4 separate regions of the Homo sapiens genome follow, and all the other regions are linked to region 1. Evidence: chromatin contacts called from ENCODE Hi-C or POLR2A ChIA-PET data. All regions are on one chromosome and are shown on one strand. Each heading gives the region's core, a stretch centred on a gene start or an enhancer-like site at or near the end of the contact. The rest is flanking DNA. Distances are from core to core; before and after follow the strand shown. Region 1 has its middle 42 kb from the start of LINC01357. Region 2 holds the start of LINC02884 (long intergenic non-protein coding RNA 2884). Region 3 has its middle 67 kb from the start of LRIG2. Region 4 holds the start of WNT2B (Wnt family member 2B).

Region 1 (7,996 bases), core at 2,141-4,640:
CTTGTGTGCTGGAGATGTGGCTGGGGTTTGTCTCACAGTGGAGGCAAGGAATTGCAACTCAGAAATACATTGCTACTTAGCTGCCTTTACTCTATTATTACACACCTTGAAGGCGAGGTTAATTAAGTCCTGTCGTGGGGTTTGAGGGCTGGAATTTAATTTTTGGAGTTTTATTTAATGCCGGGAGTGGATTGGGTAATAAAATGTATTTTGAGAATAAGACGGCCTTTTGACCTTTCAGGGTCTAGGGCTGTAAAGCATCTCAGGGTTGCTGCCAAGCGAGCCATGAACTGAGCTGGGTTTTTATATTCGATGAAAAAGAGCCTAAACGCTAACTGATTTGGGATAGATCGGATAAAGAAAAAGGAGCATTATTAACCTTGACTATGCCTTTAGCTCCAGCCAACTTTTTATGAGGAAATTGCTGGGCAGGTGGGGGAGGTCTAGTCGAGGAACGAAACTGTAAGCCGGACCGGGTGTGAGGAGGGGAGGTGATAAAAGGATTATAGGGTGGGGGAGCAGAGGCTAAAGAAGAATTGGGACCTAGCTCAGCCTGGTGAGGAGCAGCCTGGGGAGGAGGGGAGAGGTCAGATGGGTCTGTAGAAAAGAAAGAAAGACTCGGCGACGCTTGGAGTTGGGACTGAGAGCACAGGCGAGAGGGAAAGAAGGAGGATTTCGGATGAGTCGCATTGGGAACAGAGACTAGGGAGAGAACAATGTGTAAAAGAATGCCTGGACGTCAGGCACTTCAGACCATTTGCCCATTTTTTGACAAAAATTATCTAGGTCTCGTAGGATGGAGAAATCAAAAGTGCCATTTTCTGGACATTTAGAACCATTTTCGAGTTTGTATTGGGGCCAAGCAGTGTTGCAGAAGAAAATAAGGCGTTTAAGTTTTAGGTCAGGCGAGAGTTGAAGAGGTTTTAAGTTCTTGAGAACACAGGCTAAGGGAGAAGAAGGGGGAATGGAGGGCGGAAGGTTGCCCATGGTGAAGGAGGTAAGTTTAAAGAGAAGGGTAAAGACACAGAGAAGGGAGGTGGGGAGCAGCCCTGGGCTGCAACATGGGGGAGCAGCCAAAGCAGGAGTCCCCGCAACTGACTTGCCACCAAGGGAATGTGGGTGAATGACCAAGGCAGGCGTCCCCACGGTGATCAGACACCAGTGAAATGTGGGTGAATAATCAGAGAGGTGTCCCTGCAGTGATTAAACACCAAGGGAAGGCTGCCTTCCCGAGTCCGTGACCGGCGCCAGAGTTTTGGGTCCACAGATAAAATGTGTCTCCTTTGTCTCTATCAGAAAATGAAAGGAATTGAAATTAAGAGAAGGGAGAGATTGAAGGGTGGCGCCAAGATTGAAAGGAGAAAGAGATTGAGGGACAGTGAGAGGTTGGAGAAGAGAGTAAAGAGAGGCCGCTTACCCAATTTAAAATTGGTGAGATGTTCCTTGGGTTGATCGGTCTGAGGACCCGAGGTCGTAGGTGGATCTTTCTCACGGAGCAAAGAGCAGGAGGACAGGGGATTGATCTCCCAAGGGAGGTCCCCCAATCCGAGTCACGGCACCAAAATTTCACTCACGTCCGTGTGAAGAGACCACCAAACAGGATTTGTGTGAGCAACAAGGCTGTTTATTTCACCTGGGTGCAGGTGGGCTGAGTCCGAAAGGAGAGTCAGCGAAGGGAGATAGGGGTGGGGCTGTTTTATAGGATTTGGGTAGGTAAAGGAAAATTACAGTCAAAGGGGGTTGTTCTCTGGTGGGCAGGGGCGGGGGGGTCACAAGGTGCTCAGCAGGGGAGCTTTTGAGCCAGGATGAGCCAGGAGAAGGAATTTCACAAGGTAATGTCATCAGCAAAGGCAGGAACAGGCCATTTTCACTTCTTTTGTGGTGGAATGTGATCAGTTAAGGCAGGAACTGGCCATCTGGAAGTGTAAGTGCAGGTCACAGGGGATATGATGGCTTAGCTTGGGCTCAGAGGCCTGACAGTTACCCACTCACACCCTCACTGCCACCACTCACAATCAACCATAACACATGCTACCCTGCAGAGGAGACAGCCTTGACTTGCAGAGGCATGCATTCTCAGGGCTTGAAAACCGGCTCTGTCTCCAGTTGCCAGAGGGACCTCACGCTGACCTTCAAGAAACCTGGAGAGAGGGGCCAGTGTGTGGGCACACAGGACATTCCCTCCCCAGAAGGCCTTTTCTTGGTCTTCATTTCCCATCCCCTAGCCCAGATACGGCAATGTGGGGCGCCCTCGTGTGGGCAGAGAGGCCCTGCAGTCTCTTGGCAGGATCCCGGCTCCCTTTGGGCACCCACTCATCCCTCCTCCAGGCTGCCCACTCCCTGCATGTCAGGGCACCACTCATATTACTTCCAGCTGGCCTCCCTCAAACCTAGATTCTCTTTTTTCTTTTACCTCTCACTGTTTTCATTATTGATTGATTGATTGAGACATAGTCTCTCTGTGACCCAGGCTGGAATACAGTGGTACAATCATAGCTCTCTGTAGCCTGGAACTCCTGGGCTCAAGCAATCCTCCACTTCAGTCTCCTGAGTAGCTGGGACTACAGGTGTGCACCAGCATGCCAGGCTAATATCTTAAAATTTTTAAATTTTTTTTGTAGAGTTAGAGTCTCGCTATGTTGCCCAGGCTGGTCTCAAGTTCCTAGCCTCAAGCAATCTTCTCACCTCGGCCTCCCAAAGTGCTGGGATTACAGGTGTTAAGCCACCACACCCTAGACCCCCACTCATATTTTAAAGTTCAATATTCTATGCATATCAAATAATTATGTATTAATTATTTAATCTTATGTATCAAATTATCCCCAAAATGTCTTGACTTAAAATAGCAAACATCTATTACCTCACACAGTTTCCTAGGGTCAGAAATCCAGGAACAGCTTAGTTGGAAGGTTGTGGCTCAGTGTCTCGTGAGTTTCAGTCAAGATGTTGGTCAGGGCCGGGCGTGGTGGCTCACACCTGTAATCCCAGCACTTTGGAGTCTGAGGCGGGCGGATCACCTGAGGTTGGGAGTTCAAGACCAGCCTGACCAACATGGAGAAACCCCGTCTCTACTAAAAATACAAAATTAGTCAGGCGTGGTGGTGCATGCCTGTAATCCCAGCTACTCGGGAGGCTGAGGCAGGAGAATCACTTGAACCCAGGAGGCAGAGTTTGCAGTGAGCCGAGATCACGCCATTGCACTCCAGCCTGGGCAACAACAGCGAAACTCCATCTCAAAACAAACAAACAAACAAACAAACAAACAAACAAACAAACAAAAAGATGTTGGTCAGGACTGCAGTCATCTGAAGGCTGGGAAGGATTCACTTCCAAGATCACTCACACAGCTGTCCTTGGCAGACTTAATTTCTTGCCACTGGGCCCTCCCGGTAGGCTGCTAGGAACATAGCAGCTGGCTTGCCCCAGAGCGAATATGCCAAGAGACAGCAGGCAAGAGAAACCAAAATAGAAGCCATGGTGTCTTTTAGAACCTAATTTTGGAAGTGACATACTATCACCTCTGCCATATTCTATTGCTGACACAGGCCAACCCTGGTACGATGTGAGAGGGAATATGAATTCTAGGAGGGAGGAAACATTGGGGTCCTTTTCAGAAAGGAGATACCACAAAACATATTTTTAAATGTTACTTATAAAACAAAATACGATCAACACCCATGAGCCCATCACTCACGAGAACTAGAAATCATATAACTTGCATCGTCCTATATGTGCCTTTTCCTCCACCCCTCTGCCTCCCTGTGGAAGAGGTAATTGCCATTTAAATTTGTGTTTATCGTTCCCTTGCTTTTTAAAAATTTTGCCACATCGGTACATATGTCGAAACAACATTTGTTGTTAGTTTTGCATTTGGATCTTTATAGAATTGATTGGCTCCATGAGTCAGGGGTCTGAGCCCCACTTGCTCAGGGCACCCTCATTCACTCTCCAAGCTTCTATAAAATGCTTCCCTCTTATTCCCCAACTCTGGTAGCTGCTTCTTGCCTTTCTTCTTTCTGGGTGACCTCAGCATTCTTTATTTATCCATTCTCTTGTCTCTCAATCCTTTTCTCCCCAAGGCTAGCCATAGAATCCCTCTTCCCCACCAAGTCATTGAAACCAGCACCTTTTCCCCAAAGCCAGCCATAAAACCAAAAATCATTAATCTAACTTTGCCTCTGCCTTTCTGTGTAAAAACTGGTCATAAAGAAATTACCTGACCTGCCTTGTTTGACTATGGGTTATAAGACCCCCATTCCAGAGAGGGTCCTGCCCCACATTCAGAAGGAAGGAATGCAGGAATGCGTGCTCTGAGAGGCCAAGAAGAATCTAGACAGACCGGCCCTGCTGGGATTCCCCACTCAGTCTGTTAGCGTTAGATCGTACTCTTTTTGTCCAATCATACTTTTTTTTTTTTTTTTTCCTGAGACAGAGTTTCACTCATTGCCCAGGCTGGAGTGCAATAGTGCAGTCTCGGCTCACTGCAACCTCCGCCTCCTGGGTTCAAGCAAGTCTCCTGTCTCAGCCTCCTGAGTAGCTGGGATTACAGGCATGTACCACCACACCCGGCTAATGTTGTATTTTCAGTAGAGATGGGGTTTCTCCATGTTGGTCAGGCTGGTCTCGAACTCCTGACCTCAGGTGATCCGCCTGCCTTGGCCTCCCAAAGTGCTGGGCTTACAGGAATGAGCTACCATGCCTGGCTTTTTTTTTTTTTTTTTTTTTTTTGAGATGGAGTTTAGCTCTTGTTTCCCAGGCTGGAGTGCAATGGCGCAATCTCGGCTCACTGCCACCTCCGCCTCCCGGGTTCAAGGGATTCTCCTGCCTCAGCCTCTGGAGTAGCTGGGATTGCAGGCATGTGCCACCATGCCCAGCTAATTTTGTATTTTTAGTAGAGACGGGGTTTCTCCATGTTGGTCAGGCCCAGTCTTGAACTCCCGACCTCAGGTGATCCACCAACCTGGCCTCCCAAAGTGCTGGGATTACAGGTGTGAGCCACCGTGCCCAGCCTGTCCAGTCACATTTCTACATAGCTGTCCATACTTTGTTGAACCTCAGCATAAAAATGGACAATTTCCTCTGTATCTTTTGGGTCTTTATTCTGAAGTCTGCCATGTACACATTAAATCTGTTTGTCTACTTTTTCTCTCACTAATCTGCCTCTTGTCAGTGATTTTCAGCAAAACTTCAAAGGACGAAGGGGAAATGTTCCCTTGTCCCTGCAATTTGTACAAACACTGTTAATCCGTATCCTCTCCCTGAGGCTTGTGTGGCCAGGAGGTGAACCCAGGGGCCTGGGAGAGGAAGGCACAGAGGCTGGCAGTGGGAGGGCCCTCACACCCATGATGCCAGTGCAGTTCAGCCACAGGTGCTTTTGTTCCCCAGGGAAGTATTCAGCTGGCCCCTCCTGAGGAAGGCTCACTTAGACAGGAACACTTTTGCACCCGGCTGCTTCTGTTGGTCCAGGGAAGACCCTGTATGCCCTCCTCATGGTAAGGATTTCATGTTGTAAGGACTTTGTCAGCACCCTGCTGCACACAACAGATGTTGGCAGAGCTTCTTTCCTTTCTCTGCCCCCACTTTCACCAAGCCAGTTCTTTTGGAAGGTGGAAATAAATGAAAGAAACAAACTCCCAGGCAAGTCGCAGTGCTCTGATCGCCGTCCTTATGAACAGAGCATTAATTAGTTGCTCACTCGCAGAAAGGAAAAGTTAATTACCTACCATGGAAACTTTAAAAAGAAAAAAAGGAAACATGAGTTTAAATTTTAATTAGGGCCCTTGCATGGTGGGAATAGAAAGGAGCTGGTTCTAATTGTGGGCATTTAAGGCAAGAGCCTTTTGTCCCTTTGTGCACCTCCTGTGCTCACCACCTCCCCACCAGACCTCCAGCCTGAACCTCCTCTCAGAATAGGCAGAGAAAATGAATGTGGAGGGGCCAGAGCACCCCCACTAGGACTCTGGTCATTGCCCCTTAGGGAGCTGTTCAAGGGCAGGGATTGAGAAACACAGGACAGGGTTCACTGCCCCAAATGACCTTCCTTACTGCTCACTGCTGCTTAAAATGTCAGCACCGGAAGAGTGGCAGATGCTGCTGTGTGCGGACCCCCTCCAGAAATGCAGGACACATTCCCCACCCTCAGGGAGCACAGCCAGCCCCTTCCAGGACTGCCCTAGATCACACCACCTGCCCAGGCCAGCCTGCACCCAATGACAGATCAATATATACTATGAACACCCAGCCTGCTCTCCCCAGTTTGAGACAACTCTGAAGGTCATTCCAGCTCCCAAGCTCCCTGCAGGGTCAGCTGGGACTGTTGTTCAGACTGCAGTGCAGCTCAACTTCTCCCTCTGTCCAATCTCACTGCTGTTGCCCCTCTCTTCCACAAGGGATCATCCCAAGAGAACTCCCTAACAAATGTCCTGAACACTTATCTCCGTCTCAGAGTTTGCTTCTTGAGGATCCTAGCTTGTGGCACAGATTTACAGTGAACAGTGTTAAAGTGCTATGGGAGGGATATGCATTGAGCAGTTTACATTTTATACAATCGTCAAGTTAAGGGACTATCAGAAGGCATGTAATCCAGTCCAATAGAGCACTCCCAGCTTAGCATTTGACCCAGCTAAGGCTGCCTTGATCTGAGCACTGACAGTGACAAGGACTCATCCTCTCACAGAACAGCCCTTTTGGTGCCTACACAGCTCCAACTGCTAGAAGGCTCTTCTCACACCGGTCGGCTTCTGCCAGGCAGAGCCACAGAGCAAGGGTCTATGTGTCTGCCAGGCCCATGCCAGGCTGTGAGGAAGACAGGATGCTGTAGACCCTGTCTCTGCCCCCTGGACAGATGAGGTCCAGAGTGAGGAAGTGAACAGGGGCCTGGCTCCCAGCACCCTCAACAGTCCTGGGGACATGCATTTGTTCCGCATTCAGAGTTCCGTACTGCCCCCTGTATGATGGGGCCATCAAGCATACAGTAGGACAATACCCAGTGACCTGGACACCGCCTCTGTAAGTAGCCTGGTCACATGCAGGGTCATTTCCAGGTGCTTTTGATAAGTTTGGTATCCACCGGGGGCTCCTTCAAAGGCATCTCCAGCCTGACCCTGGGCTCCCCTTATAGCAGCCTAGGCCTCAAGTTGGAGACCAATTAAGCTGAGGTTGTGTCAACCCCTTAGCTGCTTGCTTGCTAAGGAATTAGCAGTGCCCAGGGACTCCCTGTATGACATCGCTTTGACCAAGCCAACTCGCGGGCCCTGTTGTTGCTCTGGCCTAGCCGCAGCTAGATGGCACTGTCCCATCACGCCAGGCACCTGCCCTGCCTGGCCAGCCAGGCTCACTAAGCACCCAACCTTGTGACTACAGGAATGCAGAGGGGCCACACAAGGTTTCTGGACCCCAGCCCCAGATTTTTACTAAGGTAACTGTCACAGTCCATTGGAGACACTGCCCACCCTTCCTCCAGGGCTCAGAGAATTATTTGTTCATTCAACAAATATTTACTGAGCTCCTACTACTTGTTACGACTACTGGACTCCAGAGCAGGTACAGGAGATAAGGCCATGAGCACTGAAGACACTTTCCTGCCCTGCCTGGAGATAACAGACCAACTAGGGAGTCAGAAACACATGTAAATTCACATACCTGGGAAGTATTTCAAAGGACAGGATAGGATGCAGGGTGGGGGAGAGGGGGTGTTGGACAGGCCATCCTGTTCTGCTCTGAGAGGCTAGGGGATGTGGGGGGTTCTGAGAGAGTGGCCTCTGCACTAAAGTTTGAAGGAGAGTCCAAGTTCACCAGACAGAGGAGGTGTCCTGGGAAGGGCTTCTGCACCCAGAAGGGTGCAGATTTAAACTTTGTCAGCCAGACGTGGTGGCTCATGCCTGTAATCCTAGCACTTTGGGAGGCTGAGGTAGGCGGATCACTTGATGTCAGGAGTTTGAGACCATCCTGGCCGATATGATGAAACTCCACCTGTACTAAAAATACAAAAATTAGC
Region 2 (7,996 bases), core at 3,618-6,117, 450 kb after region 1:
TTTCACCATGTTGGCCAGGATGGTCTTGAACTCCTGACCTCAGATGATCCACCTACCTCGGCCTCCCAAAGTGCTGGGATTACAGGTGTGAGCCACTGTGACCGGCCTAATGATACATTGTATATTTACTCATGAATTCTCTCTCTCTGTCTCTTTCTTTTTTTTTCTGTCTCTCTAGCTTTATTGAGGTGTAACTGACATACAGTAAACTACACATAAAGTTTACCATTTCATGAGTTTAAAACACATCCCCAGAATCGTCTCCAAAATCAAGACAGTGAACATACTCATCATCCTCTGGAGTTTCTTTGTATCCCTTTGCCATCTGTCTTTCCTACCCACTTTGCCCCTTTCCCCCAGCCTCAGGCAACCACTGATATGCTTTCGGTCACTATACATTTGTTTGTATTTCTAAAAATTTTATATAAATGGAATCATATAATATGTACTCCTTTTTTCAAGAGTCTTTCACTTAGCATAATTACAGACTCATTCACATTTTTCTGCATATCAATAGTTCATTTTTTTAATTGCTGAATAATACTCCACTGTATAGATACACCACAATTTGTTTCTCCATTTTACAATGAATGGGCAAATGGGTTGTTTCTATTTTTTGGCTATTACAAATAAAGTTGCTATGATGAATCTTATACAAATCTTTTCTGAACTTACGCTATCTTTTCTTTTGGGTAAATACCTTGGAATATGTTTCGTATGTGTTTAACTTTTAAAGAAACTACCAAACTGTCTTCCAGAGTGGTTGTACCATGAAAGTTCCACCTGTTTCACATTTTTGCCAACAGTTGTATGGCCATTTAAAAAATTTTAGCCATTCCAATAGGTCTGTATGGTGCCTCATTATGGTTTGAATTTGCATTTCCTTAATGACTAATTATATTGAACCTCTTTTCATGTTCTTACTTTCCAACTATCTTCTTTGTTGAAGTGTCAGTTCAAACCTTTAGCTCATTTGAAAAATCGGTTGCTTTCTTTTGTTGGATTTTTAGAGTTTGTTATATTTTCTGGACATAAGACCTTTATCAGAAACGTCTTCTGCAAAGAGTCTTTTCAAGTGTGTGGCTTGTCTTTTCATTCTTTTAGCAGTGTCTTTCAAAGAGTAAAATTTTTAATTTTGATGAAGTCCAATTTATCATTTTTTTCTTTTATGGATTGTATTTTTGGTGCCTTAGCTGAGAAATTTTTACCTGAAACTCAAGTTCACACAAATTTTTCTTCTATTTTTTAAGAAGTTTTATAGTTTTAGGTTTTACATTTAGATCTATGATCTATTTTGAATTAATTTTTGTATGTAGTAAAATGTGTGGATTGAAGTTTATTTTTATTTATTTTTAATTTAATTTAATCTTTTTATCTTTGGCCAGCCTCTTAAGCCAGAGCATGCTCAGAGAGACTTCTTATTTTTATTTTTGATAAGATATCCAATAATTTCAGCACCATTTGTTGAAAAGTTATCCTTTCTCCACTGAGTTGCCTTTGCAATTTTGTCAAAAATCAGTTGTATATATATGTGTGGGTCATTAGTTCTTTTTTTTTTAAAGAAGACATGACCATTTCATAAACTTAATGAGCCATATCAGTTGTTCATTATGAAGACGTGATGCTTCGTAGTCTTGGATCCTTTCTTGAGGTTTGTGGTTTAATCTAGTTTCACAACTTGGACTAGGCACTGGCCTCAGATCAGGATAGAATTATTCCTATAAGGCCAGATAACTTTTTTTTGTTTTAGAGGGTAGAATTAATATTTGTTTGTCATTTATAATCAGATGGCAGCTGGGTATACAGTCTCCATACTTCATTTTTTTGGTAAATAAAAAAACTACAAGTTTTAAATAGCCAATGGCTCATTATGTTTTCAGACAACATGATTAGACCAATTTATTAATGGTGGCTTCAAGTTTTTCCTTATTAGCTCCAAAAACTGGAGCCCACCCACCTTTCATTCCTTTTTAAAAAACTGGAAGATGGCATGCATTTCTTCATACTCTGAAGCAAACATCCTACCCTGACAATCATCCACATCTGCCTTGAGGAACACCACGCTGGAATACTTTTCAGCAAGGGAATGAAAGAAGGGCTTGATCATTTTGCAAGGCCCACATCATGTGGCTGAGAAGTCAACTACAAGTTTATTCTTGTAGCATCCGAGCCTTCCTGAAAAGCAAACTTGCTCTTCTGCTTCACCACTTTGACTGTTGGGGTCTGATGACTGACTGTAAGAACCGATGGAAATGGATCCAAAGTGCTGGACCAAGCTTTGGCCAGAGGACCTTTGTCTTTTGGATTGTCCTCTAAGCCCTGATGTTGAACTCATTTTCTAACAGGAAGGACAGACTAGTATTTCTGTTTTCTGGTTGACTGATCTGTTCTCCTGATTGTCCTTAATGCCACATCTGGCTTTTCACTGGGTCACAACTAGCTGTGTTCTTTTCTCCCCTAAACGAAAGCTTCAGTGACTTTAGTTAATCTCGTCTCTGTCCTGAAGTATCTGAAATATGAGCCTCTTAGACCAAAGATAGGCAGTTTAATATTATCAAAGACCATGGACGTGGGGGGGAGGAAATCAGTCAAAAGTCACTTAATAAGCCACCTTAATTGAAGTGGTTTTGTCTCCTTAGGGAAATGTAAAATATTCAACTCAGCAGCTTAAAAATGTTTTTATTGAGATATAACTCACATATCATAAAATTTACCCTTTAAAGTTGCACATTTCAGTGATTTTTATTATATTCACAAAGTCGTGAAACCATCATCACTATCTAATTCCACCCTAAAATAAACCTTATACCCATTAAGCGGTCACTCTCCATTTTTCCCTCCTCCCAGCCCCAGGCAACCACTAGTCTACTTTCTGTTTCTATGGATTTGCCTATTCTGGCAAATTTAACATAAGAGGTATCATACAATATGTGGGCTTTAATATCTGACTTCTTTATTTAGCATAATGTTTTCAAGGTTCATCCATGTTGTGGCATGTATCAGTACTTCATTCTTTGTGGCTGAATAATATTCCATTGTGTGGATATACTTCATTTGGTTTATCCATTCATCAATTGATGAACATTTGGGTTCTTTCTACTTTTTGGAAATTATGAATGATGCTTCTATGAACATTTGAGTATGAGTTTTTATGTGGACACAAGTTTTCAATTTTCTTGGATATATACCTAGGAGTGGAATTGTTGGGTCATATGGTAACTCTTTATTTAACTTTTTGAGGAATTGCCAAACTGTTTCCCAAGGCAGCCATACTGTTTTACAGTTTTACCAACAATGCATGAGAGTTCCGATTTCTCCACATTCTTTTCAACACTTGTTATTGTCCATTTAAAAAATTATAGCCATGCTAGTGGATATAAAGTGATGTGTCATTCTGGTTTTGATTTGCATTACCCTAATGACTGATGATGTTGAACAACTTTTCATGTGCACGTTGGCTATGTGTATATTTTATTTGAAAAAATGTTTATTCAAATTCTTTGCCCTTATTTAATTGGCTTGTCTTTTTACTTTCTTTGTTATTATTATTATTTTAGAGATGGGGTCTTTCTGTGTTGCCTAGGCTGGCCTTGAACTCCTGGGCTCAAGTGATCCTTCTGCCTCAGCCTCCTGAGTAGCTGGGATTATGGGTGCTGGCTTATTTTTTCACTTTCTTGATAGTGTACTTTGAAGCACAAAATTTTTAGTTTTGATGAAGTCCAATTTATATATTTGTTTCTTTTGTTGCTTATGACCATCTGCTTTTTAAATTAAACTCAGAAATCCTAAAGCTTTTCCATTAAGCACAACAAATAATAAAACTATATATCTTAATTCCATGTTGTAGCAATTTAAGGGGGTGGAATTGACGTCAGGGAGAGGGAGAAGGTGGGGGTAGACTCTTTACTTGGACTTTAGACCTCAAAGTCTGAATGTTAGCAACTGCCTTTGAGCATTGAGCACATAATCATCAAGGATAACTAACTCTTTGGAAACTGCCTTAATCACTAAACCTTCAGTAGCTTTCTTCTGGAAGGGGTGAAGCCCCTGCTACCAAGAAGGAGCTCACTCTCTGCACTGCAGCAATGTTACCTAAGGACAAGTGAAAATGAAGATAAAGTGTCAGAAAAAGGGAAAGCTTTGCAGTCAGGCTGTTAGGAGTCTCCACTGGGTTCTCTGGAACTAGATGCTGCAACAGAGGTAGAAGTGCAAAGGGGAGGATCACCTGTGAGTGGAAAAGGGAGGAAGCAGTTTGGCCAGGAGGAGCTCTTGGCTTCTGATGCAGACTTGACAAAGCCTCTGCCAGTCTAACAGGGTGCTCTGAGCAAAAATTGCTTGTTAGAGGAGTTCCGCATTGGTAGAAGAGGGATGGGCCTTTGTACTACCACCTTGCTCAGCCATTGGCTAGGGGCTGCCTTAAGAAGAGAGTGACTGTGGCTTAAAAACTCAGGTGGTCCTTGAAGGAACTAATTGCTGGGGGCAAATAAAACCAACATTCTTGGTAGCAGGGGAGTGAGTCCTTTATTGAAGGGGCAATGTAAGCATGGCATCTCTGTGTCTGTCTACCACACAGACAAACATGAAGTTCAAATTCCAACAACATGTGACCTTAGGCAACCACTCTGCCTCAGTTTTTTCATCTGTAAAATGGAGAAAATGCTTTCCTTACAGGGTTGTGGGAGGATTAAATAAGACAAGAATGAACATAGTGCCTGATACAGCACAGGCATTCAATAAGTATTAGTTCTTCCCTTTCCCCCAGATGAAAATAAGCCAAGGGAACATTCTGTTCTGCAAACCAGTTCCCACCCTGCTCTTTCTAAACTTCATTTTCTTTCAATTTCCAGTAGGGGACCAAGCCTCTGCGGCAGTTTCCTGATCTTCTGGATATGCTGCCACGCTGTCCCAGGGCTGGTGGTGTCCCCTGACTTGTTCCTCTCCTGACTTTCTCAGCCTGGAGACTGAAAGCTCTCTTTGGCTGTTGGCCCTCCCAGGCAGAGTCCACTGGCTGTTAGGGTGAAATGGGGCTGATGCTTCCTGGAATCCACCAGAAGTATGCAAATTGCACCATCTCTTTCAGCTGCCTGCGCCTGCATTCCATCGAGGATTCCGGTAAGAAGAAACCATCCTGTTCCTCTTTCTAAGTGCCTCATTAAAGCTGGAGGACAAATTCCTCCTGCTTCTCTTGCCCTGGGAGGTGAGACAGCACCTGAATGGGAAGAGGAGGTTGTGCTCCGCGTGACATCATCCTTCATGGGGTACTCTGACCACAGGGACACTGGTGTCCAAGGCCCAGGTACTTCCTGTGTGCCTGATTCACTGGGGAGTCTCAACTCGTTGGGGTATAAACATGAAAAGATTTTATTTCTTCCAGTAACTGCCCTGGCTGTGCTGTGCCAGATCTCTCTTTCCTGCTGAGGAGCCGCTCCCTTAACGACATCTTGGTCTGGTTCCATAACTTTTCAGCCACTTTCGGTTACTATAACAGTCTCATTCCAGTAATTAAGACTCAGCCTCTTATATTTTTAAAACTTTCATTGCAAACTCGATTCAGAGCTCTTCTCTCCCCTTCCCTCCAGCACAAGTGAGAGTTGGGTCCTGGTTGTTTGGAGCAGTGGAGGGGAAGTAGGGCCTGGCTTGAAGATGCCTCACCTCCTCCCTCTTTGAGGCCTCAGCATCTGTATTTGGGCAGAGAGGAGGGATGGAGAGTAAGAGACCTCTTTACAGGAGTGTCCTTTTCCCCTTCCTGTTCTTTGTGGCTCTGTTAGATGCTGAAGATCTCACCCCACCCTCCTCCATCACTGAACACCACCCTTTCCCCCTCCTTCCCTCACACAGATGCACCTCTCTTTAGCCTCAACAGTGGTACAGGTGCCCAACGACCCTTTGTTGACTTGGCCATGGGTACCTGGGCAAACCCTCAGCTCCTGCCCTTCCACTGACTTCCGTGCATCTCCATGCAGAGCCACAGGGCCTGCAGGAATCCTCTCCCATAATCCTTCAAGGGCCCCACAGACCTGGGAAGGGAGAGCTGCCCCCATCTTCTTCCCAGTCATGCTGCCCCAGGGTCCTTCGAGCCCTGCCGGATGGGCTACTGTAGTGGGCCTCTTGCTTTCAGAATCTCCCAGACTCAGATGGATACCAGTCTCTACATTCAAGTGCAGTCCCAGCCCTCAAAGTAAGTTCATCAGGCATCCTGCTTTTCCTTCCCACAGTGGGGTAGGTGAACAACAAGGGCACTGGGCTGCAGTCCTAGGCTTCCAGGATGGCAAGGACTCTGACAGTGAGCTGTGCCTCTGAGGCATCAGGGAGAGTCTGGATTCCCTCTCCCCTCACACTGGGGCAGGAAAGCACCCTTATCATCTCCACAGGGGCGTGAAGGGTGACTCTTCCTTGATCTCTCTCAGTCCTGCTCCTGACTGGACGTGGGCTGGGTGCCGGTCCATTTAGAGGGTGCTGGTGCCTTGAACAGCAGTGTGTGGAGGTGGCTGGCTCCATCTGCTGGCGGCTTGCTGGTAATTCTGTGGGGTTGCTTGGCTCCTCTTGGCTGTGGGTCTAGCATAATGGGGACACACGCTAGGACATGCACAGCTGCAGGCAGTGCTATCCTGTCTCTTCTCTTTTAACCTGTGTTGAAGTTGTCCTTCCTCCTGAAAGGATTTCTTGATTAATTCCCACCATTTGACATGCTCCTTCACTGCACAACCTCAGCGCTGAGACTCTCAATTGGTAGTAAGTTCATGTGCCCGCAAGTGAAATGTCTCTTGAGTAGTTTTCATGTGTTTTGAGGATAGTTAGTGTTTATTGAGCTCTTCCATGTGCCATCTACTGTCCCAAGCACGTCACATACTTCATCTCATCTCCTCACACCACAATCCAATGAGCTAGGTACCGTCACTGTCCCCATTTTACAGATGAGAAAACTGAGATAGAAATGTTAAATAGCATCTCTAAGGTTTATAGTCAGAAAGTGATGTAAAGAGGCACGCTGAACTCGGAGCTTCTACTCTCTACCGATACTCTGTTCTGCCTACTTGGTTTCATACTGTGATCCCTCTGCCTCCTCACCTCTCCTCATCCCTTACCCTGAAAGCCTTAAATAAGTATATGTGGTTCACAGTGAAGTACTCCCCATAATATTTTTTTGTTTAGACTAACGGAATCTTCCCATTTGGGGCTTGTGCAAGAGCTGAACTAGCCCTGGTGAGATTGTGGTCAACTTACAAATGGGCCAAGCTGTGTGGTCATGTTGAAGTCATTAGCACAGAGCCTTTGGACACAAGGACAAATCCTGCTCTAACATTTTAGATTAATTTTTTCCCAGGGAGGCCTAGAATCTTGACCATATACTCCTGAGAAATACTTTTCATCTGAAAAATGAGAATCTCTATTGTTTGCATAGTGCATTTACTTTCATTGTCTCCTAGATATATTTGCAACCACTCTGAGCAGAGGGTGTTAATATCACTCTTGTTTTATGGGTGAGGAAACGGAGGCATGAAGGTTAGCAACTTGTCTGAGGTTACACAGCTTGTATGTGCTGGAACTGGGATCCACAGCCAAATCTTCTGCCTCCCCCCTGTCATGCCAAAAGGGTACCCTTACTGCCATTTGCCAAGAGCCTCAGGCTCCTGACTCCTTGCTATGGGCTCTGTTCCTCAGTGGGCATTTCCTTTCTTCACTTTTAGCCATGTCCATGGCCCTTGATCCTATCTCTTCTTCTAGCCTCCCCCCACTGGTTTTACCCACATCCTCTTCATCTTTCTCAAGGGCTGGTAGTGCCCCTTGGAGTAGGGGGACCCGACCTTGAAGCTTTCTCACTATGTCCCCCAAGGCCCTGAAGGGGCTGTTCATTGCCTTTATCGGCTCTAGTCATGGCGGATGTTATTTATTGTCAGATAAATGTATTTCCAAACAAAACAGAAAACGAACAAATAAACACAGTGACAGAGCTGTAAAAAACCCTGCCGGCTCGCTTACTTGTAGAAAAGCCTGC
Region 3 (7,996 bases), core at 2,367-4,866, 330 kb before region 1:
GTGCTGTTGGAAGTCAGACTAGACCTGACATTATTACTGGTGAAAATGTCTCTTGACTTTGGGCTTTCCTTTCCATTCCCATTGCAACTGCCCAAGTTTAGGCTGCTAGCGTGTCTTGTTTGGACCATATAACACCTTTCTAACTAGTCTTCTGACCTCCAGTCTCTTCTCTATTCAATCTTCATGGTACAGTTATTTTCCTAACCCCCAGCCCTGAATGTATCACTTCTCCTGCCCACAAATCCTCCATGCCTCCCAATCAAAACGAAAGCCCTCATCCTGTCATTCAAGGCCTTTCAGAGCCTGACCCCACCTACACTTTTGCTTTCTTAGCTTATTACATTTCTCTTCCATAACTCCCTCAGGCCAAGAGCCTCCTTGGGCTACAATTTACTTTGCTGAATTTTTTTGACAGGTTTCCCAAACTTGAATAACCATGGAAGTCCCCTCCCCACCACTGCCTATGTTTCATGGCAAAATATTTACAAACATCTCATGGATACTAAGTGATTCACGGTACTCAGTTTGGGAAACACTCTCTCTGCCCTTCCTTCTGGTTGCCAGCGGCTTAACTATCTATTTCAAGAGCTTCCCAGGTCTTGAACTGCAACTCAAAATAACTATCTAATGTTGTCATACCTGCTACCTCTCAATCTGATTTTATTTTATTTATTTTATTTATTTATTTATTTATTTATTTATTTATTTATTTATTTATTTATTTTGAGATGGAGTCTCGCTCTGTCACCCAGGCTGCATCTCAGCTTACTGTAACCTCCCCCTCCCAAGTTCAAGCAATTCTCCTGCCTCAGCTTCCCGAGTTGTTGGGATTACAGGTGCCTGCCACCATGCCAAGCTAATTTTTGTATTTTTAGTAGAGATGGGGTTTTGCCATGTTGGCCAGGATGGTCTCGAACTCCTGACCTCAGGTGATCCGCCTGCCTTGGCCTCCCAAAGTGCTGGGATTACAGGCGTGAGCCATTGTGCCCAGTCCAATCTGACTGTTTTTAAATACTGAGAAGGCTCTACAGAGCTATGGAACGGGAACACTCCACTATCACCACTCTTACTCCTTCTTTTTCTTCTTTCCTGAGCTGATACCACATTTTCCTCAAGAGTTGAATTGCTCAAGGTCTATCATGATTTAATTAAATGAGCATAGTTGACCATTCAACCATCTTTGTTTTCCTAACTCCAAATAGCCTCCTGGAGCAGGTATGTATCTATGCCTCCTGGGGCTACTCCCTATTCCTGCACCTGTGACAGACATTGTTGGTGAATTACAGCACTTGCCTCTGGGGCCTAGATGTGATGATGGAGACTCAGAATCCAACTCAATACAATTCCCCAGGCAGGCTTTATCCATCAATCAGAGTTGGCATGCAGTTGAGACAGTCCTTACCATCAGTGACCTAGTTGATTAGCTAATGTGTTCACTAGAAAAGCTCTGTTTCAACTCCCTTATAGAACATAGAGTAGTTTCTAGTTGCATTCTGTCTACTCTAAGCCTTTCAGGCTAGAGGATTTGGGTTGTGGGTGAGGATCTATTATTAGTCTAATTTGGCATGAAAATTGGAGTAAGACTGCCAAGGTCAGAAAAGTTTCTCCTAAGAACCGCCCTAGAGCATTGTCTGCCTCCCATCTCTATTTCCTGCCAAAACCCACAGAAATGTCTGGTGAGCTAGCTGGTCTTTAGCCATAAGAAAGAGTACCATAGAGGCTACAAAACAAGTGACAAACTACCCCTGGAAGGATGAAACTCTGGGGCAGACAGCAATTGGAGATGCCTTGGATGTCCCAGAGCAGCGGCAAGGTTTTCCACTTGGCCTGAGCTGATGGAACCATTTGCAATGGAAAGCCTGATATCTTCGGTCAGGTAACAGGCTGCTCCAGTTTCTTCTCTCTTCTCCTCCCCCTCCTTCTCCTCTGAGTTGATCGCATTTCCTTGGTGATGTTCATGCTTAGTCAGTAGATCTTAGGGAACAAGTGTATACCCCATTGGGACCTTGTCCGTGTAAACTACTATGTACTAATTAATGTTTTCCTCTGTACTGCATCTTCCTTCCTCTCTTTCTGGCACAAGCATTTATTTAATACCTACTGTGTGTTAAGTGGTAAGCACTGCCGTAGAGAAAAAAGCCCTTGAATTCTGTCTGGAGCCACCTGGGGATGCTGTATATGAAACAAATGCCACAGCCCTCATTAGCAGAAAAATACACTTCAAGTTGCTTCCTGTCTTCTTTAGGCCTCAAGAAAGCTGTAACTGAGTGGGAAAATGTTGAAACCTCACAGCTAAAATGAGAGCATTCCAGGGAATTCTACAAAATCATGAAGTGCCTCCATCAGTTGAACACAAACCAATTCTCAAACCCAGGAAACCGTAACGAGAGATTGGGTGAACACTTCCTAGCTCTGACTTATTGCCAGGCATTGTTCTCATTGTTTTCTATATATTAACTCTCTAAATCCCCACAGTAATGTTATGAGTTAAATACTCTTATCATTTAAAAGATGAGAAATAGAGGCACAAAGAGGTTAAATGACCTACCCAAGCCTCAACAGCTAGGAAGTGGTAGAGCTAGGATTTGAACCTATATAGTCTCATCGCAGAGTCCTAAACTGCCTGAAATATGTACATTTAAGCAAAAAACAAAAAGTGCTGATTCATGGATTGGAATGGAGTGGGATGAGTAATAACTGGGTGGTGCTTTTTATCTCAATATGTTAGATCAGCTAAAGACAGAAGGGTTTTGATAGCTGAGGGGCCCAGTGTCTATCCCATACTTTAAGGAAGGCCTCAGAAAGGCCAGCTGCTCCCCTAGATCCACCCACAGCTCCTAGTGTCCCCTGACAGACAGCAGACTGGTGCCAGAGTAGTTTCATGTGGTTGAGAGCCAGATATGCAAACAGTTCTGCATGGGTCCCTTTATGCACTTACATACTGTATTTTTTACTAGAAAATGGTGACATATTTAGTACCTAGTGCAGCAATGTCGTAGGTCCTACAAGTATGAAGCCTAACTTCTAGAATGGACTCTACCACCTACTGTCCCTTGATTCAGTTCTTTGCAACTATAAATATTTATTCATTCAGTAAATAATTTTGAGACCTCCTCCATGCCAAGCAACATGCACTAATTTGAATTCAATAGTTGCCCTAAGGTACTCACTATTTGCTGGTGGTGACAGTCAGATAACGGGATCTTTATAAGCACTTCCGCACTGTGTCCTCAAAGTGTGCCAGGGAGTGAGGGAGGGCTCAACCTGTCCCTCTTCCCTAGGAGTCTGTGAGCAGCAAATGAGATCATACAGGGGAAAGGGCTTTGTAAATAGCAGAAGGTGAGAATGGGGTGTGTGAGGAGGTGGGGAAGAGGGGGAAGAAGGAGGAAGCAGAGGGAACGGGAGGCAGAAGGGAAGGAGGGGTGAAGGAGAAGAGAGGGAGTGGCAGGGGGAAGGAAGGGGAAGTAAAGTGGGAGGACTTCAACTAGGAGCTGGCTGCCTTTTCTGGAGACCTCGGGCAGGCAGCCGCCAAGCTGAGTGCTCCATCAGGGGCTGTGAGCCTGAGTGAGGCCTCACAGGAGTGAGGGAACCAAGCCTGAAGCTCAGGGCTCACTCTCCTAGCAGGCCAAGTCCAAACCTTGCAACCGTTGCCAGACTACTCTGGACTCCGTCCTAGTGGGGGCCTTAAACTCGTGTTATGTTGCTTGAGACTAGGTGCTTTCGCTGCTCCCCATGCACCCCAACCTCTTCAGGATCCCAGCTTGAAAAGTGACAAAGGCCAAGCTGTCCCTCTATTGTGATGCCCGATTTCTCATGAATCCCCTTATATAATGGTATCTCTGAGAAATGGTGGCTCGAGGTGACGCCAGCCACCACCATTCTCTGTACTGAATCGCCACCTAGAGGCCAGTTCTAGCCCAAACCAATGTGTAGGCCAAGTTTTCAATTTTGCCTCAAGATAGAAAACAAAACAAGAGTTATCTTTGAACAAAAAGATAAAAAGGCAAGAAAATGGCACAAGACCTTTAAAAGGACTCCATCAGTCCCTTCACCAACCCTGTGGTTTGCTGATGAGATATGCAAGGGCTGAAATGTCTCCACTTCTCAATGGGGCAGGATTTCCTCCATGGCTTGGGACCAATGTGAGAATGTCACTGTTTCTCACATATTCTAAAGTCTAGATTTGAAGAACAAATATGCCAAGAAAACCCTCCAGTTTGCCCTGCATGTCAGACCCCAGCCCATCTGCTCCTCTTCTTTCATGCCCAAATTCAGACACGTTGGCTAGCTTGGGAAGACAGCTCAGCAGAAGATAGGATGTCCTTTTTAGGAGAGTTTGCTAATTTGGCTTACATTTCTGGAATTAGATGCCCTACACTGAACATGAATACCCATTAATCCTGGACCATTTATTGGGAAGTAGTTGGATGAGTCTACAAAGGCATCGAAGGTAAGTTGATAGTTCAAAATGAGCATCAAGGCCGGGCATGGTGGCTCAACGCCTGTAATCCCAGCACTTTGGTAGGCCAAAGCGGGCAGATCACCTGAGGTCAGGAGCTCAAAACTAGCCTGGCCAACATGGCAAAACTCCGTCTGTCTACTAAAAATACAAAAATGAGCCGGATGTGGTGACAGGTGCCTGTAATCCCAGCTACTTGGGAGGGTGAGGCACGAGAATCACTTGAACCCGGGAGGCAGAAGCTACAGTGAGCCAAGATCGCACCACTGCACTCCAGCCTGGGCATCAGAGTGAGACTCTGTCTCAAAAAAAAAAAAAAAAAAGAAAAAAAAATGAGCATCGAGGTATTTTGGTCTGAAGAAAATCCAAGCTACATGGTTCCAGATCTTCAGTGCCCCAGCTTGAACAGTATCAGGAACAGCAGAGTACTAAGAAAAGTAAGCCAGGCTCCCAAACTGAGCAAGGACAGTTTTCTTAATCCTCTTTTTAAATTTTTTAGGTTTTTCTGTTCATTCCTTTGCCAGTCTAGTAATTCAGCTTCCCACTACTCAGCTTATTGAATTCTTAAGTATAATTGGAAAACAAGATACATAAAATATTCAAACTCTCATTATCAAAGCATCCTAGTTTGTGACTGCTTGGGGATAGCAGTGTGTGCAGTGTCCAGGGAATGCCCACAGAGGCTGCAATACATTTTTGCAGGCAAGCAGCTGCTGGTCCCTCTTCAGACCAACAACAATTCAAAGAAGGGGCTCCCTTTAGAGTAAACCTGGAGGAACCTTGGGAAAATTAGACTGATGTTTGAATTTATGAAAAAGCCACAGCTGTTCCCCAAGGATAAAGTTCAGTCCATTGATCGGCCAAAGGGCCCAGAGGAAATGAAATTGCCATTTCCTTTACCCATCCACCCAAATAAGTTAGACTTCTAAAAACTGAAGTGTTTCCTTCTCTCCAGCAGAAATGATTCCACTTGGTGCTCACAGTAATCTTGTGAAGTAAGTACTATCATTGCTGTCATGCAGAGAAGGAAACAGAGGCTAAAAGAAATTTAGTAATTTGCCTGTAAGAGGAGTAGTCAAGATTTGAACTCAAGTGCTCTGCTTCCAGAACATCTGCAGTTTTCCCAATACTGCCATTCCCCTTGGCATGAAGCCAACATACTAAGTCCTAAAGAAAATTATCTGAGAAGTAATTCAGTTTGCCATAGATTGTTGCATGAATTCCTACACAACCACTGGAACTACACTATAGGTGGAATCAGTGGGCCAAGGACAACCCTCATTCAGGAATGATGCTCATTGTTGGTCAGTTAACACTATATACTTTCTGGGAGGGTCAAAACTTCTCAATCAAACAAAAAGGTTTCTCTTGACTGTTTCCTACTTCATTCTCTTCATTTAAGCCAGACAGGCTCTTTGTCCCCTATAAAACCTCCTACAAGACTTTGTCATTATTGTTCTCCAGGTAAAGGGAGTCCTCTCCTGGGAAAGTTAAAAAGAACCACCATAAACCAATTGGAAGAAACAAAGACACAATGGGGACAGTGATGGGGAGACATCAGGTGACATCAAGACTTCCCAGGATCACACAGTCAGTGAGGGGCAGAACTGCTCAGAATCCAAGTCCAATAGACTCTAGCTGAATGAAGTTTTCTTTCTTTTTTTTTTTTTTTTGTTGAGACGGAGTCTTGCTCTGTTGCCCAGGCTGGAGTGAAGTGGTGTGATCTTGGCTCACTGCAACCTCCACCTCCTGGGTTCAAGTGATTCTTTTGTCTCAGTCCCCCGAGTAGCTGGGACTACAGGCACAAACCACCATGCCTGGCTAATTTTTGTATTTTTAGTAGAGACGGGGTTTCACCATGTTGGTCAGGCTGGTCTTGAACTCCTGACCTGAGGTGATCTACCCGCCTTGGCCTCCCAAAGTGCTGGGATTACAGGCATAAGCCACCATGCCTGGCCTGCACTTTTCATTTAATCATAGTTTCAGAACATTGTATGTTGTTTCTAAGCAAAATCCAACTAGGAATCCCAGTCTCTAGGGCTAGCCCTAAAATAGCTCACTGGGGTTACTTCTCGCTACTAACATTCCCCATGCCCCATCTTGAATTGTCCCAGATAGAGAAGGGAGTGGGAAGAGGGTGCTCCATTCTGAGTGCCCATAACAATAGCTAATAGCAGCCAAAATGTGTTGAGCACTGTGCTGGGCACTGTGCTTATTACTTTATATGCATCAGCTTATCTAATTATCTCAACAAACATATAAGGTAAGCATGACTATTTCCATTTTACAGATAAGGGGAACGAGGCACAACGCTTCTAAGAAACTGGCTTAAACTCCCACAACTGGTTAAGAAGTGGGGGTAGGACTGGAGTCCAGCTCTGTTCACCGTCAAAGGCAGTGCTCTGAATCACTCACTTTTAAAAACCTTATAGTAAATGCAGGGCCCAAGGACTTTGGCTTACCACAAGGAATCCTCATATATGTAGCCAGCTGTCTCTGCAGTAAATTGGCAGCCCCTGCCTAGCCATGGAACTCCCACCATGGATGGCAAACTGGAGACTTGGGAGTTTAGTTTCTAGTTCTTTTGCCCAAACTCTTTTATTGGGGGTTGGAAGAAAGGTAGGAAGAGCAATGAGAAAGGAAACGTTCTGGCTTAATGGAGAGAGAAAGAAAACAGAACAGGTTTGTTTCTGTAGCCAAAGACCTTCTAAAAGCCACACCCCTGCATTCAAGAGCTGCAGAAGAAATGCTGTTCTTCAATTCTTCCACCAGCCTCAGTAACCATTTCACTAACAAGTCTTACATCAGATAGAACTTAAATTAGACACAGGAAAGGACTTCTGGTCAAAATGAACAGTCATTTCTGTAAATTGGGATTTATCTTTACAAAATCCCTTCACTGAACTAAGAAAAGTCTTAGGGCCTTCTCTAAATAAAGGCTGCCCAAACGCAAAAATACTGCAGCTTTCAACAGGGGAAGACATGAGGTAGTTTTCAAACTTCTCCTCTCCTCCCTGGGTTTTATAGTCTTTTGCACTCAGGGGCACTTCGGGAAATGGTACACATTTGGCGGGTGAGACAAGTGACTGAGGTCTGGAAAAGGTGTGAGAAAGCTGGTGCACGTGCAGGAGTGGGGCCCAAAAGGTAACGCTCCTGCCGACATGATGCACTGCTTTCCCCCAGACCTGCAACTGATGATGATTTTGTGCTTCTCCAAAAGTCAAAACACTCAACCTCACACACCTAAAAAAGAACTTAACCTTAAGTTCCTTTTTAGTAAGAGCCTATCTGTGTGGTCCCTGAGCCACCCCCAGGTTACATGTATAAAGAACAAAACCATGGAGGTAGCAATAATTCACTATTTGATGACAATTGTTTCTTTCTGCACTAGCTGTTTCTGGCATGGAACATATACCCGAGTGCTTGCCTCTGGAGCTTGCCAAGAATAAATAATTCAAACTAGCCTCTATAACTGCTGACCTTAAACCACATACCTACTGTTTTCAAGACAGAGAAATTCACATTGGCTTTGATGGA
Region 4 (7,996 bases), core at 3,359-5,858, 300 kb after region 1:
GGCTCTGTGTCCCCCCCCACCACCCCCCTGCATTCCCACAGCCGGCCCTCACCCACAGACTGGATCACCACTGGTGACACCAACTCAAACAAACACAAGGAGGGCTGATGCTTGCCTCTTCGGGAACTCAGCAGGGCTGATGGGGCCCATCTGTCCCGGGGAAGGGGTGAGAGGGCTGGCCCTCCCCTAACAAATCCCATGGAATCAGCATCCCCAGCACTGTCCATCAGGGCAACAGCTTCCAGGAACAAACAAAATAAACACCCCAGACAGGGCCAGGCCGGAAAGGCTGCCTGACGCACAGCCCAGAGTTACACCCACTGCTGTGGTGCTTTGTTTGGAGAATCAAGACCGTTGGAGTTGGAGCTTGTCCCTGTCTCACCACCGTTCAGCTTCCCTAGTTCAGCCCAAGTACTGCTCTAGGCAATGGGTGTGTTTTTTTGTTTTTTTTTAATGGGGCTTGGGTGAGGAGGGTTGGATGGGAATGAGAGACCAATAACCCAGCCCTCGTGAGACAGTCTGGAGTGGGGCAGGCCAAACTCGGGCAACAAGTCCTTCTTGTGGTCTGACTTAAATCCATTCTGCTGCAGCCCACATAGGTCCTTTTTATTACATCCTCACTGAGTGTGGGAACATCTGTTCAGTATCTAAGATGGGAAGATAATTAAATGTCTCTATTACCACCCTTACTCCACTAAGTAATGGCTTCAAGACTCCACAGAGCATGGCGCTTGCTTGCTCTCCAGTAGTCAGCCCCTTGTAGTTAGTGTAGGGAGCCTCCAATAAAGCTGAGCCTGAGGCTAACCACATCTTCCTCTCAGTTCAACACATGCCTGCAAAATGTCTACCATGTGCCAAGCACTGAGCTCAGATGTCAGGGACACAAAGATATTTAAGGCATCTCCCACCTCACGGTCTGGTAGAGTGTTAGATGCCCTGACTCTAGCTTTGTTTTTCCCTTCTGGAAGTTCTTCACTTCCTTCCCAGCTTCCTGCCCCAGAATGCTTCTCTTCACCTGCTTTTGGCCAATTCACATCCCTTCATTTGACAAAGTGAGGCATACACTACTCTAGCCCCTTGCTACTCAAAGTGTGGTCCCCAGAACAGCAGTATCTGTATCATGTGGGGATTCGTTAGAAATGCAGACATTCAGGCCCCACCCAAGGCCTACCGTAACAGAATCTGCATTTCACCATGATCCTCACATGGTTTGGATGCACCACTCCACAAAGGCAGGGATTTTTGTCGGTTTTGTTCAATTCAATATCCCCAGTACTGAGAACAGTGCCTGGCACATAGTAGGTATGCAATCACTATTTGTTGAATAAACACCTAACTGTTCTGATTTATCCCCAACTCCCTTCTCCCTCTAGCCAGCCATTAACTCCCATTTCCATTACAGCTTTACTTGTCAACAGTTGCCAGCCTATCTGCAGATGTTTTATGTTTGTATGTTAAAGACACAAACGGGCCAGGGATCTGCTTTTTTTTTTTCTTTCCTCCTTTCGTGTACAGCCCCTAGTGTACATGATTCAGCCCAGCACATATAGAACTTTGAACACAGAGATAACACTATTAGCCTCCATGAATCTGCTCTTAATGCCACAGCATCCCTCACTTTCATTTGTGAAATAAGGATGATAATAGAACCCATCTCACTGGATTATTTCAGATTGACAAAGATCATGCTCATAAGGTGTTTGGCCATAGTGCCTGAAGCTCAGTAAGGGCTTATTAAAAGCAACTGCTGTTGGTAAAAGTAGTGCTAACAATATGATACCACTTTGTGTTTCTCTCCCTTTGTGAGCCTATGAATACAATCCTGTTCTTGTGATTCCCTACATCCAACCCCCTACAGAATGCAAAATGAAACAGGAAAGCACATGCCGGAAGCTCCCTATTTCTTGGTCTGTTTAGGATAGATAGAGGGAGGGCAGTGGTTAGAGAGTAAGGGGAAGAATCTCAAGCTATGAGAAAAATCCAAATATTAACTGGTGAAAATGATGGCCTTCTGCTCCAGAGTGGAACATGGACACACCAGAGTCAACAGGCATTTCTCTTCCACGGGTTGTACAGAACATCAATCTTGCTGGTTTTTTCCTAAGAGAAAGGCTTGGGGGCTTAGCCTGCCCTTAGAAGGTAGCTTTTCACCTTATCCCACAAGTGGTGATCACTGAGGCAGGCATCTGGGCCTGTAGCTATGACAGGTGTGGAGCAAGGAGGCTGAAACAACCTCTGTACCCACTTCCCAACCTGGCCCTGTTGCAGCCTTCCTCCTTTTCACAGGGGCTGCTAAGTCACTCTGTGTCACCTCCCTCCCTCCCTCCCTCCCTAGCTCTTTCACCCAGGAATTTTTCCAGAATCTTTAATATGAACCACATCAGGGGAGGGTAGTAGAGGGAGAAAGGAAAAGGGAGAGGGAGTAGTCAAGAGTACAAAATGGGAACTAGGAAGACCCCCATTTGGGTCTTTAGGAACCACTGCCAGGATGCTGAAATTACCAGAGTGACACTTCCTCACCCAAACACCAATTGGTCCCCAAGACTATATCCCAAACTGGTAAGAAGCAATCAAGAGTCCCAAAAAGCAAACTGCTGTCTGAGCCAGATAAAGATGGGCAGCGGTTACTTCATGTTGTCTCAACAAAGACCCTGAAGATGCCAAGTCCCCAGCCAGACCAAGCTCATGAAGGCAAAAGGTAGCTTTGATCTCACTCAGAACTTTGAAAGGTTTTTCTCCTCATCCCCCTTCTCCCCTTTCCCTTTCTAAAAGAATGTTTCAAGCCAGATGTAAGATATAGGCCTCTCTGTTCCCCCAACCAGAACCCCCCCTCCTTGCCTTCCCCAACACTGCAGAGATTTAAAAAAAAAAAATTCAAAAGAGATTTTTCTGAAACAGGAAAACAGGGGGTGGGGGTTGGGATAAGGAGAGACGGCATCTTGAAATGATAGGAATCTGCAGCCCAAGCTGGCGGGCCCCTCGGCCAGCTACCCCTCACCCTTCAGCCAAGATTCCAAGTCAAGAGGAGAAAAGCCACAGGGTGCAAGGAGAGAAGAGACCACATTTCGGGGAGGGGGGCTTGCACGGGAAGAAGAACGGAGTAAGGAAAGGACGGGAGGCACTGCCTGGTGGAGAGGGGCAATAGCCTAGTCCAAGAGGCCAGTTTGATTGTGGGGTGAAGAGGAAAGACTGAGTCTTTTCTAGGTTCAACTCTCCCTGCTTTGCCCTCTCCCCATGGTGGGGAAGAAGGGAAAGCAGCTCCTTCTCCTACGGGAAGGTGATGAGTGCCATCCAAGGAGTAGGGGGCAGGGAGGATTCTAAAAAGAACAGACACGAGACATCCAGTGGATCTGTAATGCCTTTTTGCCTCATCTGCCCTCTTGTGAAGTGTCTGGAGTCTAGGGCCTGCAAGAAATCTGGGGAGGGGGTCTCTTAGTATCTTGGGACTCCGCAGCCCTCTGGCTCTTGGAGGGGAGAAATGGGAGATGGGAAAGAATAGGAAGAAGGGAGGGAGGCAAAGTTTCCTAAGTGACATCCTCAAAACGGTGGCTGAAGACAAATGCCTAGATAATGCAAACCCATGCGTTTTGTTTGTTTTAATTGTGGGAGTTAATGGGGTAAATTTTGCCTCGATTCCATTTCTAAGCCTCGGCTGGGTGCTGCTGCCTCACCAAAGCCTTCCTGTGGTATGGGTGGGCTAGACTAGCGAGCTGCCCCTTTCTCCACCTCTCAGAGGGCGACCTTAGGCGATTGGGGCCCTGGCGAAGCTATTGCGGGCCCTGGAAGGTTATTCGTTCCTTGAACTCACCCTGAGGGAAACTCGGAAGGTAGCTTCTGCCCTAAGGGGCTTGAGCTGAAATAGAGGGGGTACAGCACGTGGAGGCCTAAGGAGCCGCGACCACCGGGCATCCTTGCTCCGAATGCCCAGCGCCTTTCTCACCAGTCGTGTAAGACGCGGCGCCTCACCCTCCCGCCACCCCGCGACTTCAGATTTCAGTGACAGTCCTGCCCGAATCGTCTCCAACCCGTCGAAGCAACAGCCTGGTCCCGTGAGCAGCCAGTCCCTCCAGGCGCCTCCGGCCTCTCCTACCAAGCGCCTCACCCGCCCAGCCTGAGAGCCACACTTACCACCAGGACGTGTCTACGCGGGCCGGCAGCGTCAGCAGCAGCAGGAGCAGAAGGCAGGCAAGACCTAGGCGGGCCGAAGCCCGGGAGCCGTCGGGGGCCGCGGGCGACGGCACAGGGACCGGGGCGCTGGCGCGCCGAAGCGGGAGCTGCGCAGCTTCCTCCGCACCACCCGGTCTCAGCATAGCTCCCCGAAGACTCCCGCCGCGCAGCCCGGAGGGGCGTGGACGGGGCACCTTCTGGGGGTACTCAGGCTGCTCCTACCTCACCCCCCTGGGGGGCCATGGTGTTCGCCGGCGGCTGGGGACCTAGGATCACCTGGGGTCCAGAGCCCGGGAGGAGGATCCCCGAGAGGGGCGCAAGTTGCGATGTCCGGAAGCCGACGACGGCGTGCCGAACCCGGGGTCTGGGGCGCGCTGCCTGAGGACCGGGTGCGGTGTCAGGGGGTCTGCGGCGCTGAAGGGAGCTGCGGGCCTAGTGTGCGGACAGCCCCTTCGGCCGCGGGCTCTCATTGGACGGGACGGGGCGGGGCCGAGGCCGGGGACACGCGCGGCCCTTAGGGCGGCTCCGCCCGCGCCAAGCCCGGGGCGCTCCGCGACGCCCTAGGTGTAGCAGCCGCCTCCGCCCCTCGGGGCTCCCGCGCGCCACCGCGCTGCACCCCCACCTGCTCCCGCACGCTGCGACGGGACGCCGCGGCTCCCTCCTGCGCCCCAAGCGCCCAGTCCCTGCCGACACCGCGCCACCGGGTCCTAGCGCCCTTCACTCAGCAGCCCCACTTCTATGGGTGACGGCCAGGCTGGCGGAGCGGGAAGGGGATGCGGGCACTTCCCTCCTGTCCCCAACCTACAGTGACACCGGCGCTGAGCACGGAGGATGCACTCATTTCCTCCATCCTTGCGCTTCTGTGAAATGGGTAGAGTCCCTGCCACCGGGAGTTGGAGGTCTTAACTACCTTTTCAACACTGCCTACAGGAGCGCCGTGGGCAGTCGGCTTCTAGCAGGGGATGCTTTCAGCTAGAGCTCATCGCCCCTGCTTCTTCTGAGCCACTGCACCCCCCACCCCCAATGCATCACGTTTAGACCTGGCTCCTGCTTGCCCGGCCTGCCCGGCCCGGGTGCTTTTCTTTACGGACCGGGAATCGACTGCCGACGCTAAGGGGGCACCTGCGGACTCCCCGCCCCTTACTCCTGGGCTCAGCGGAGCTCAGTCTCTCCCCGCTCCCCCTCTGTGCCTCGGTCCTCCACCCTCTCGGGCGGGGCTGAGAGTATGAAAGAATCAGAAACAGCTGGGAGGTTTTCCCGCACCAGAGGCCAGGGTGGGGGTCCTGCCGAGAGAGTGGAAGCCCTGGAGCTTTTTCCCTCCTTCGTCTTCTCGCCCTGCCTCCTCCCCACTGCTCCTTCACCCTCCCTCCGCCCGCACAGCGCCTGGGGGCGTGGTAAATAGGGAAGGGGTGGGGAGGTGCAGTCTGCCGAAAGAGACTCTCCTCTCCCCACCACCCCAACCCTCAAACCTCCCAGGATAGCAGGTACGGGCCCTGCGGGCACTGTGGCCCTCCGTCAGAAGTAAAATTCTTTTTAAAATCCTGGGCTTAACTTCGAGAGTTCAGAGTTCACCTGGGATCTGGCTCCAGTCGCTTCTTCAGCCTCAGTTTCTCCCACCTCGCAGGTGTCTTTCCTGCCTCCTCATATGATTTTAAAGTCCTGGGGTAAACAACTTACTAGTAACTGCCGATGCCCCCAACTCCAAATTCACTGTCAGTCTTTGGTTGGGGGTGGGGGGCGGTGGTGGCGTTAGAGGTGCCTCCCGAGTGTAAGCAGATGGGGTGCAGCTGGCTGCAGACATCTCAGAGACAGAGATAGTGGAGAAGGTTTCAGAGGAACCTTTAACCTCTCTCCCCACCGCCTCCGGGTCCTAGCGCCCCTCACTCCGCAGCCCCAACTTCTGTGGGCGGGCAGAGTGGGAAGGGGCTGCAAGCACTTCCCTCCTGTCCCCAACCTACAGTGACACTCCTTTACCCCCACTTTCTGTGGTAAGGTGATGAGTGCATTCATTAATTCAACAAATACTTATTTCCTACCACATGCCAGGACTGTGCTAGGCACTAGGGACCCATTGGTGAACAGTCTATGCCCTCATGGAGTTTGCCTTCTATTGCAGGAGGATAGACCATAAACAATAAACATCAGAAGTAAAACAGAGTATGTTAAAAAGTAGTAAGTGCAGTGGTAAAGAGAGCACAGTCAAGGGGATGGTTACAGTTGCAACTAGGATGATCAGGGTAGGCCTCATTAAGGTGACATGCAAGCAGAGATTTGAAGGAGGCAAGGAATCAAGCCAGGCAGCTTCCTGGTGAAGAGCATCCTAAGCCGAGGGCAGAGCCCGTACAGGGACCCAAAGGCAGGAGTGGGCTGGTGTACGAGGGTTATCGAGAAGGCCATCCAGCTGGAGCGGAGTGCGTGGAGGAAGAGAATTCAGATGAGTCCCTGAGGTGCTCCAAGTCATGAATGGGAGGCAGTGCTCCCCACTTGGGTGGAAAGTGGGGGCTGGGCTGGAGTTGGATGGGAGTTGGAGAGGACTGAATACAGACACTTCTCAGGGCCGACTTCCTGGCACAGAAACTGGGACCATATCCTTTGTGGCCAACAGGCTAACTTATTTTCTTCCCCTTCTCTCCCTTTCTTTTTGTCGGGTGGGCTCCAGTTGGCCTGGCTATTTCCTTAGAAAGGCACAGACTCTGTGCTTAGTTTTCCTGAGAGGGGCAGGTGGGAGAGGAATGAGCCCAGGCTCCTTCTTGGCTGGGCCTCTTTCCTTGGACCACTCTTTTACCTCCTCCCAACCCAGCCCCATCCCTACACAGGGCAGTCTTGGAGCTCCAGCAGCCTCTCCCAGACTCCCCTGTGTGTTTAGACCTGGGTGTGACTCTGGCCCTGTGTTTATTTCTACACAGGGCCTGGGGTTGGTGGAAAGCGCAGGGAGGGGGAAAGTTGGCTGAAGATGATCACATCAGCCCTAACCTAGAGTGGACTCGCCCACATGGGCCCCCAAATCACTTCTGAGGCCCCTTCTTTGGCCTGAGCTGTCTTTACAGTCAAGTGGGACTGTGTCTTGGCACAACACAGATGCTCAAGTATTAAAGCATGTTTTTGAGGCCCAGGCTTGGTGGCTTACGCCTGTAATCCCAGCACATTGGGAGGCCGAGTTGGGAGGATGGCTTGAGCACAGGAGTTAGAGACTAGCCTGGTCAATACGGTGAGACCCAAAAAATTTTTTAAATTAGCCAGGTGTGGTCATGCACACCTGTGGTCCCAGCTACTTGAGAGGCTGAGGCAACAGGATTGTTTACGCCCAGGAAGTCAAGGCTGCAGTGAGGCATGAATGCACCACTGCACCCAGCCTGGGCAACAGAGTGAGACCCTGTCTCAAAATAAATAAATAGAAATAAAAAAAATTTTAAAGCATGTTTCTGAGCTGAAGGGAGGGGTGAGGGGGGTACAGCCAGAAACATCAGCAGCTCTGAGAGGGAAGGAAGTGGGTGAGGGGACTAGACTTCTCTCTAAGGTTTACAAGTCACCTCTGCCCCCAGAGTGGACAACCTAGGATGAGGCTTGGCTCCTTCTGCTTCTTTGTCCCCTCTCCTCTGAGTCCCCAGTTCCCCGGGAGGAATCCCAGGCTGCAGGAGCCAGCTGACTGCAAGAGCTGCACTCAACCACTTAACTAGAGAACAAATATGGAGCCAGAGAAGAGGTTTTCTGGGATCTGCCTCTTTGGAGCTTCAAATCTCAAAATAAACTTCCAGTCTCAAGGTCCTAGACACTACTGGAGAGCTCAGCTCCTCACGCAAAGGCTTGTTGTGGGGCTGCCAGGCAGAGG

The links. Hi-C counts contacts between places; a loop is a spot of excess contacts on that map. ChIA-PET counts read pairs that join two places held with the same protein, here RNA polymerase II (POLR2A). Pooled maps may share reads with other maps.
Region 2: a map of chondrocyte shows a loop between it and region 1 (2.0-fold over the local background). The contact joins the promoter of LINC02884 here to the enhancer-like site in region 1. A Hi-C loop is called at or near these places in 2 of 168 maps with a recorded cell type or tissue (chondrocyte and endothelial cell of umbilical vein), 1 of 37 single-sample maps with no recorded cell type and 4 of 50 pooled maps. POLR2A ChIA-PET finds 5 or more read pairs at or near these places in 1 of 52 experiments (A673).
Region 3: a map of K562 shows a loop between it and region 1 (2.4-fold over the local background). The contact joins two enhancer-like sites. A Hi-C loop is called at or near these places in 1 of 168 maps with a recorded cell type or tissue (K562) and 2 of 50 pooled maps. POLR2A ChIA-PET finds 5 or more read pairs at or near these places in 1 of 52 experiments (OCI-LY7).
Region 4: a map of natural killer cell shows a loop between it and region 1 (2.9-fold over the local background). The contact joins the promoter of WNT2B here to the enhancer-like site in region 1. A Hi-C loop is called at or near these places in 1 of 168 maps with a recorded cell type or tissue (natural killer cell), 5 of 37 single-sample maps with no recorded cell type and 15 of 50 pooled maps. POLR2A ChIA-PET finds 5 or more read pairs at or near these places in 1 of 52 experiments (WTC11).

Annotation. Positions count from the first base shown.
Region 1 is chr1:112,803,650-112,811,645 of GRCh38, reverse strand. No RefSeq gene overlaps it. Among named protein-coding and RNA genes, the nearest start is that of LINC01357, 42 kb to the left of the region's middle. RefSeq lists enhancers at 1,977-2,256, 1,972-2,493, 7,473-7,522 and a silencer at 7,213-7,362. Within about 2 kb of position 3,390, at least 3 of the 41 ENCODE cell types and tissues checked have a DNase peak (open chromatin) inside an H3K27ac peak, as active enhancers do.
Region 2 is chr1:112,357,478-112,365,473 of GRCh38, reverse strand. It overlaps LINC02884 (long intergenic non-protein coding RNA 2884), which reads left to right and starts at 4,867. Exons shown (of 2, transcript NR_183466.1): 1 at 4,867-5,112. It also overlaps the pseudogene TXNP3.
Region 3 is chr1:113,136,596-113,144,591 of GRCh38, reverse strand. No RefSeq gene overlaps it. Among named protein-coding and RNA genes, the nearest start is that of LRIG2, 67 kb to the right of the region's middle. RefSeq lists an enhancer at 3,617-3,786 and a cis regulatory region at 3,166-4,066. Within about 2 kb of position 3,616, at least 9 of the 41 ENCODE cell types and tissues checked have a DNase peak (open chromatin) inside an H3K27ac peak, as active enhancers do.
Region 4 is chr1:112,505,577-112,513,572 of GRCh38, reverse strand. WNT2B (Wnt family member 2B) reads right to left here and starts at 4,608. Exons shown (of 5, transcript NM_024494.3): 1 at 4,129-4,608. The coding sequence starts at 4,310. RefSeq lists enhancers at 3,373-3,872, 4,797-5,340 and silencers at 3,972-4,266, 4,260-4,369, 4,430-4,509, 4,570-4,679, 4,690-4,819.